2 separate regions of the Mus musculus genome follow, and region 2 is linked to region 1. Evidence: chromatin contacts called from ENCODE Hi-C or POLR2A ChIA-PET data. All regions are on one chromosome and are shown on one strand. Each heading gives the region's core, a stretch centred on a gene start or an enhancer-like site at or near the end of the contact. The rest is flanking DNA. Distances are from core to core; before and after follow the strand shown.

Region 1 (3,374 bases), core at 442-2,941:
TCTGATTCCTTTCAGACCAGGGAGTACTAGCTTGTTTGCGTCAAAACTCATAGGCTGCCAATGTCCTGGAGCACTTGGGCCTTGCCTCGCATGGACTTTGGTGGCTAGCTAACTATAGGCCAAGGAAGGCAAGACCCAGAGTCAAAGACAGCATTTAGGTGACAAACCAGACTGGAAAGGGGCAGACTGACTCTGGATGGCTGCATTATTCTTCCTGATCTCTGCCTGGAGAGCATAGGAATATGGAGCCCTGAAGCAGGAGAGATCTTAGAGGCCATTTCTTTCCAGTCACATCCAAAGAGGCACATGACTTGCTCTGAGTTGCCAGCTCCAAGGGCCAGAGTGCAAACTAGAACCCGGGCCTCTTGCCTCCCAGAACAGATCCACAGATAAGATCTGCTCACTCCGAAGGTCTGGATAGTGTGGTGAACGTACCAGAACCAGCCCGTGCTGTAGGATTTCTCCTACCAAGTCTTGCAAAGGGATACTGATTTCTTCATAGTAGGAAGCCTTTGCATTTGGCTCACAGAATCAGAAAAGCAGACGACAATTGGCTGACACCAACCGCTGAGATCCCAGGGCCAGCTCCCTACGTGGGTAAGACTGTCCCTTTGCATACATTTCGTTTATGTGGCTCAGGCTCAGCCGGCATTCTGACCAAGCCCACATAAAGCTGGTACTAGACTGCTTGGACTCTGTTCCATGCCTTTTATTCCTTACCGCTAACATTGTCCCCATGCCCAAGCTGGACATGAGAGAGCTGGGGTACCCTCCTGCTTCCCCTTCTATTTACCATGCATCTCATGTGTCTTGCACTGGTGGGGCCTGGGCCATCTGGTCATTGAATAAGTAGTCAGCTGCAGGCCATTTTCCACAGGGAAAACATGGTGTTTCAAGGGCTCTAAAGGGGGAGAGCTGTTCATGTCTGTCGTAGTGCCTGGCAGGGGGTAGCTAAAGGCACTGCTCTTTCCAGAACAGTCCCTTTGGGCTGGGTCACCGTTCCAGGTCTTTGTGGCTTTTCTCATTTCCCTGCACAGAAGCCACGCCTCTGAGCCGGGTGCTTCTGTGATGCTCTCCTGTTGACAGGTGAAGAGAGGCATGGAGTCTGTGAGCAGAGCGCCCAAGGTCACATACCTCCCGAGTGAAAGCCAGGCTGCAAGCCCAGCCAGCACCTGAAGAGCCTTTGTCCCTGGCCAACCTGAGTGTCACGAGGACGGAGCCTTCGTCTGGTTAACCGTGGGGAGAAAGATCCAACATAGAGAGGGGCCAGAGCCCGCTACGGCCCTCCAGGAAAGCAAAGCTAAGGCTTGCCTTGTAAGGTAGCACAGGGCCTTTCCCCCAGAAAGAGCTGACCTAGAAATGTCTCGGCAGCCTCAGGGGCTTGGTGGATGGACCCCTTGGCTTCCTCTTCCAGGTCTCTGTTTAATGATGGCTCGAACTCCTTTTTCTCTTTCTGGTTAGCCAGACCAGAAATCAATATAAGCTTGACTCTAGTCCCTAAAACTGTTTACCTGCCTAGAAACATGTCTGCTTTGTTGTTTTTAGACAGATGCAGATTAGAAGTATATGGGCTCGCCCACACCCATGGATCAGGCACAAACCGTGGGTACACTCTGTAACAGGAAGCTGCTGGTTTTCCATTCCAGAGAACTGGAACTCACTCAGAAATTTGTCATTTGCAAGGTCCAACCCTCACCACATTCCACTGCTGTTTCTGAGGACTTCCAGTCACCTGGGTTGTGAGGAAGCAAGCGGGTGGGTAAGGCCCTGTTGGCAGAACTAGAGTGGTATGTTCTCCAAGTCTAGCGACTTCCCAGTGACCCCAGCCTGGCTCTGCCTGGCCCAGTCCACTCTGTAGCGTGTTGCCTTTGGATCGACACAGTGCAGACAAGAGGCTTATTTTAGAACTGGAAAGAGGGCAGACGTATCAATAAAAAGCCAGGGAAGGAACGATCCATTCAGTGGTTTTAAAATATCTCTTCCTCAACAGAAAAAGATTATTTTTGTTTCTTAAAAAACAACTGGTAAATTTTCCCCCCAGTTGAAAAGAGAAACATAGGAGACTTTTTAAATTAAAAAAAAAAAAAAAGGCTAGTAAGATGGCTCAGTGGTTAAGAGAACTCACTGCTCTCTCAGGGACCAGAGTTCAGGTCCCAGGACCCACCTCAGAAGGTTCCTGACTACCTATAACTCAAGCTGTGGGGGATGTGGTGCCGCCTTCTGGCCTTCTTGGGGATGGCACTCACAGGTGTGAGCACAAACACACATTTGCATAACTAAAATTATAAAGTAAGATCTTCAAAAATAAACGTGTGGAGCTGTAACCGTAGGAAGAAAGTTTGTCTCCTGTCCTTTCCCCTGTCCCTTCCCTGCAGACTCTGAAGGCTTCAAGCTGAATCACATGACCCTACTTTCTTGTTCTTCTCTTTTACAAAGAAACTGGGCCTCATGGTCTCTACGCTTGCTGTTCTTTATGCTTAGACCCTTCCCCCATATCAACAGTGCTCATTCCTTCCTTCACCTCCATTATCTGCTCTGCTCGGGCATCACTGGTCAGAGTGCTCGCTCTTTTCGGTATATAAAACGGCAGCATCCGTCCCCCTTCCCCAGACCATTCCTCACCTTGCTTGGTTTTTTTCTCAAGAGCTAGGACAGGTTTCCCATGCCATGTTAAACACACTCTTGGTGTGTCTGTCTCTCTCACCCACCCTGACCCACATATATAAGCAAAACAGTGCTCATATTTCTACTCTGCCAGATGTCCTAGAGAACAGTGCCTTCTGCTGTTAACACTGTTAGCCACTCGGGAAGCTCAGACTCACCTACCCTGAATCCCCCGCCCTTGTGATGGGATTGGAGAATTGGAGATGGGAGGAAGGGACAAGGCAAGGAGAAAAGTCTCAGAAGAGAGCTCTCCAGAATCGGTCACCATGCCTTTCATGTTGCTTATTCCTGTGCATTGGCCCGCCATAGCCAGAGCCTGAGAATCACACTGTAGCTGAAGAAAGGAGCAGGCATAGAGGACCTCAGCTTCTCTCTTCCTGCCAGGTAGACCTGGGTCAGTGTAGACAGTATCTTCTAGGACCTGGATGGAGGCTAGACACATCTCTTCCGTTAGCTCTGATGGCTATGGCTTCTTCCCTCAGCCTTCAACAGAGGTGGAGCTGGCAGGTTCCCCAGTACGCAGCCCAACTTTAACAGACTGTTTTGTGGAGGGTGGCCATAACGGAGGCAGAAAACACCCAGAGTAGCATAGGGAAGAGACTATTGATTTGTGACCTTATGGAAGCCTCCCCGTGGGCAGGTGTTATACAAATAGCAATATGCCTGCTTTCTTTGAGCAAGGCTGTTTGGTGAATGCATCTATGTATGAG
Region 2 (3,174 bases), core at 310-2,809, 300 kb after region 1:
GTATGCACAAATACATACATATGTGTGTGTTACGCTATACACGTGGAGGTCAGAGGACAACTTTTAAGAATTGGTTCTCTTCTTCCACCATATGGGTCTTGGGGAGAGAACTCAGTCAGGCTTGGTAGCAAACATCCTTACCTACTAAGCTATCTCACCAGCCCACTAAAAGGATTTTTTAAGATTTATTTATTTATTTATTATATGTAAGTACATTGTAGCTGTCTTCAGACACTCCAGAAGAGGGAATCAGATCTCGTTACGGATGGTTGTGAGCCACCATGTGGTTGCTGGGATTTGAACTCTGGACCTTCGGAAGAGCAGTCGGGTGCTCTTACCCACTGAGCCATCTCACCAGCCCAAGGATTTTTAAAGTAAAGAACAGAACCCAGCAGAGCCAGTCACTGGAGAATAGAGTTGTGCCCAGACTTCCGGTCAGCAATACCTGAAATGTTGTGTAGCCTTAAGCAAGCCATGTGACTTGAATTTCAGATTTAGATGGTCTCTGTCTGTCTAGCTTTAGAATTCTGGAGGTATAGTGAGAAAGAAGCACTTTCATGCTTTAGTGGGTTTGGAGCTGAGATTCTCATGGTCCAGGAGGATCCATGCCCCTCTCTCCAGGCTTCGATTCTCATCTTAAGGGCCGGTCACAGCAGTTCGGGCAAACCATACTCAGGTTTGTGTGGGCTTGGATAGCCAAGGTGGTTGTCTCTATGTATTGCAGCTTTGCTATTGCTGCTTTCCAAGCGAGAGACATTAATTACAGAGAAAGTAGTCATTTCCACCTGAAGCCTGAGAGATGTGCCTCCTCTGCCTGAGTCCCTAAGCTGGTCCTGACTGCCGGGAACCCGATAGATCTGAGATGGAAAAACTTAGAGACAAAACGGCAGCCAGAGTCTGTGTGCTGCCCTGCTTAGGCCTCTGAGCCAGCCCTGTAAGTGTGGCTGGAGGTGGCTTCACGATACCCATGTCTCTTTCACCGACAGGCCTCCGACATGCTCCATCCACTGCAGGCTGTGTCATGCTGTGTCATGCTGTGTCATGCTGTGTCATGCTGTGTCATGCTGTGTCATGCCTTGGGACTTCTGAACCTGTGGACATGTTAGCACAGAAAAGCCATTATTGGCTATTAACACCTTAAACTGTCTTTTATGGGGTGTGAGTCAGCTTAGTCATGCTCGGTAGAAAAACAGGGAATAGCTCTAGAACCTGGCATTACCTGGGAAGGGTGGGTGTGAATTCTGGTGGGGCCCCAGCCCCAGCCCCAGCCTCAGAGGCAGAGGTGGGTACCTCTAGTGAGAGGAGAAGGAGCTCAGGGCTGTGCTGGATTCGAGCAGGTAGGATTTAGAAGCACCCTGGACAAAGGGCTGCACTGGCAGAGCCTCAGAGGCAGGCAAGCACCATCTAGAGCTTGCCTGGGAAAGAAGAAGTCCGGGATAGACATGTGTGAGAGGAACACACAAAGGGAGGTCAAGGAAGGTTTAGTGGAAATGCCATGGGCAAGCTCCCAAGTGCCAGACAGAACTGTTTGTTCAACAGCTTGCTGGTCAGGAGCTTCTCCTAGATGCTAAGTGAAGCTGAGCGTACCGCTGGACTGGCAGATGAACTCAGCAGCGGGTGGAGAGATTCCCCCGTCCCGCCTTCCTCGGTCATCGGTATGCTCCTACCCTGGTGGCTTGTAGGGACATAAGACTTTTCCACCTGTGATCAGAAAAGCTGTGCCCACTTAAAACCCCTGCCATGTCTTCACACAGGGCCAGTTCTGTCTTCCAGACAAGTTGCCAGGAGGTAGCTGAAAAAAATAAAAATGATGTTCCTTGAAAGAGAAGCAGCTTGGATACCCAGGTCTGGAAAAGCACGTGCTTCAAAGTGAGAGCAGATAATGAAAAAGCTCCTCTAGCTGGAAATGGGAGGGGCTGCTAAGAGTCCTCAAGTATGGGTCTGCGTCAGACGCTATGGTTACAGAGAAAGAAAGAGAACACCCTTGCTCATCACTTGCAGGCATTGTACAAATATAAGACTCTATCTTCAGCTGAAACTTGGCTTTCACTAATACCCTGCTACAAAGCTGTGGGAGTTTATTGTGACCACAGACTCTTATATTGGAAATATTTATCTATGAGCATGCAGCAGGGTGTCAGGGTAGGAAATATGACAGCTTTGTCCTACAGTCAGAACACAGAAGATTGCATTGGACAAGAGTGGGTGCAGGCACAGGCTGGCACTGAAGTGTGTGGTGAGCATGTCCACAATCACCTTGCCCTGCCTTTGAACCTTCGGTGCTATGGACATTTGGTTACATGAATATATGACCCTAGAATTCTACATTATTTTGCTAGTTAAGACAAATGTGGTACTATTTTTAAAAATTACTTCCTTAGTGGATTATTTCATAGTTGGCTTTGACCTGTACCGAATCCAGCAAGTATTGAGCCAAGATGACAGTGACAGCCAGGCTGAGCCAGTGGTGTCCTGAAATGCTGGTTGCCTCCTGCCCCCTCTCTTCTCTTTCATGGCAGCCAGGGTAGGCTTTGACCCCTGTTTATTTACTTCCAACAGTTCATGGATCCTCCCTGTCCTTGGTTTCCAGCACATCCTCCATCTACTCCACGGTGAGTCTAAATCAGCGCTGAGTGGCCGTGCTTGTCACTCACATATTGTTATCAAGTGTGTCAAGCATAATTATAAGCATCCCGTCTGCAGAGAGTGTTCCCATTATGAAAGGATCAGCTCGTGGGAGAAAACGATTGGAAATTTACAAACAACTGTTATCACATCCCCCTTGAGAATGGGGAGAGGGCTCCGTGGGTGAAGGGCTTGCTGCACAAGCAGGAAGACCCAAGTTCTGATCCCCAGTCCCCACGTAAAAGATGAGTACACACATATGTAGCCCCACCTTACATCCACATCTTCATATGAAAGGGGCTCCTCATCCCTCAACTAGAACATATATCATTCTTCCTAATTTATTAGTCTTTGGACTTTCTGATGGGTAGATTTGATTGTCCCATTTTACAGAATTATACCAGAAAAGAAGGCAATCAAAATCCTCAATTTCAGGGCCTGGGCAGATGGCTCAGGAGTTAAGAGCACTTGCTGCTCTTCCAGGGAATCTAACTTTGGTTCCCAGTGCCCATGTCAGCTGGCTCTCAACCCCCTGTGACTCCAGCTCCA

The links. Hi-C counts contacts between places; a loop is a spot of excess contacts on that map. ChIA-PET counts read pairs that join two places held with the same protein, here RNA polymerase II (POLR2A).
Region 2: a loop to region 1 is called in a map of left cerebral cortex, with 2.9 times the contacts of the local background. The contact joins two enhancer-like sites. A Hi-C loop is called at or near these places in 1 of 37 maps with a recorded cell type or tissue (left cerebral cortex). POLR2A ChIA-PET finds 5 or more read pairs at or near these places in 1 of 5 experiments (embryonic stem cell).

What each region holds. Positions count from the first base shown.
Region 1 is chr7:49,256,585-49,259,958 of GRCm38, forward strand. All of the region lies in intron 1 of Nav2 (neuron navigator 2), which reads left to right. Among named protein-coding and RNA genes, the nearest start is that of Nav2, 12 kb to the left of the region's middle. Within about 2 kb of position 1,692, at least 1 of the 3 ENCODE cell types and tissues checked has a DNase peak (open chromatin) inside an H3K27ac peak, as active enhancers do.
Region 2 is chr7:49,561,512-49,564,685 of GRCm38, forward strand. Nav2 (neuron navigator 2) reads left to right here. Exons shown (of 39, transcript NM_175272.3): 20 at 2,560-2,612. It overlaps Gm32694 (a long non-coding RNA gene), which reads left to right. Exons shown (of 2, transcript XR_003946637.1): 2 at 1-2,180. Among named protein-coding and RNA genes, the nearest start is that of Gm32694, 3.6 kb to the left of the region's middle. Within about 2 kb of position 1,560, at least 1 of the 3 ENCODE cell types and tissues checked has a DNase peak (open chromatin) inside an H3K27ac peak, as active enhancers do.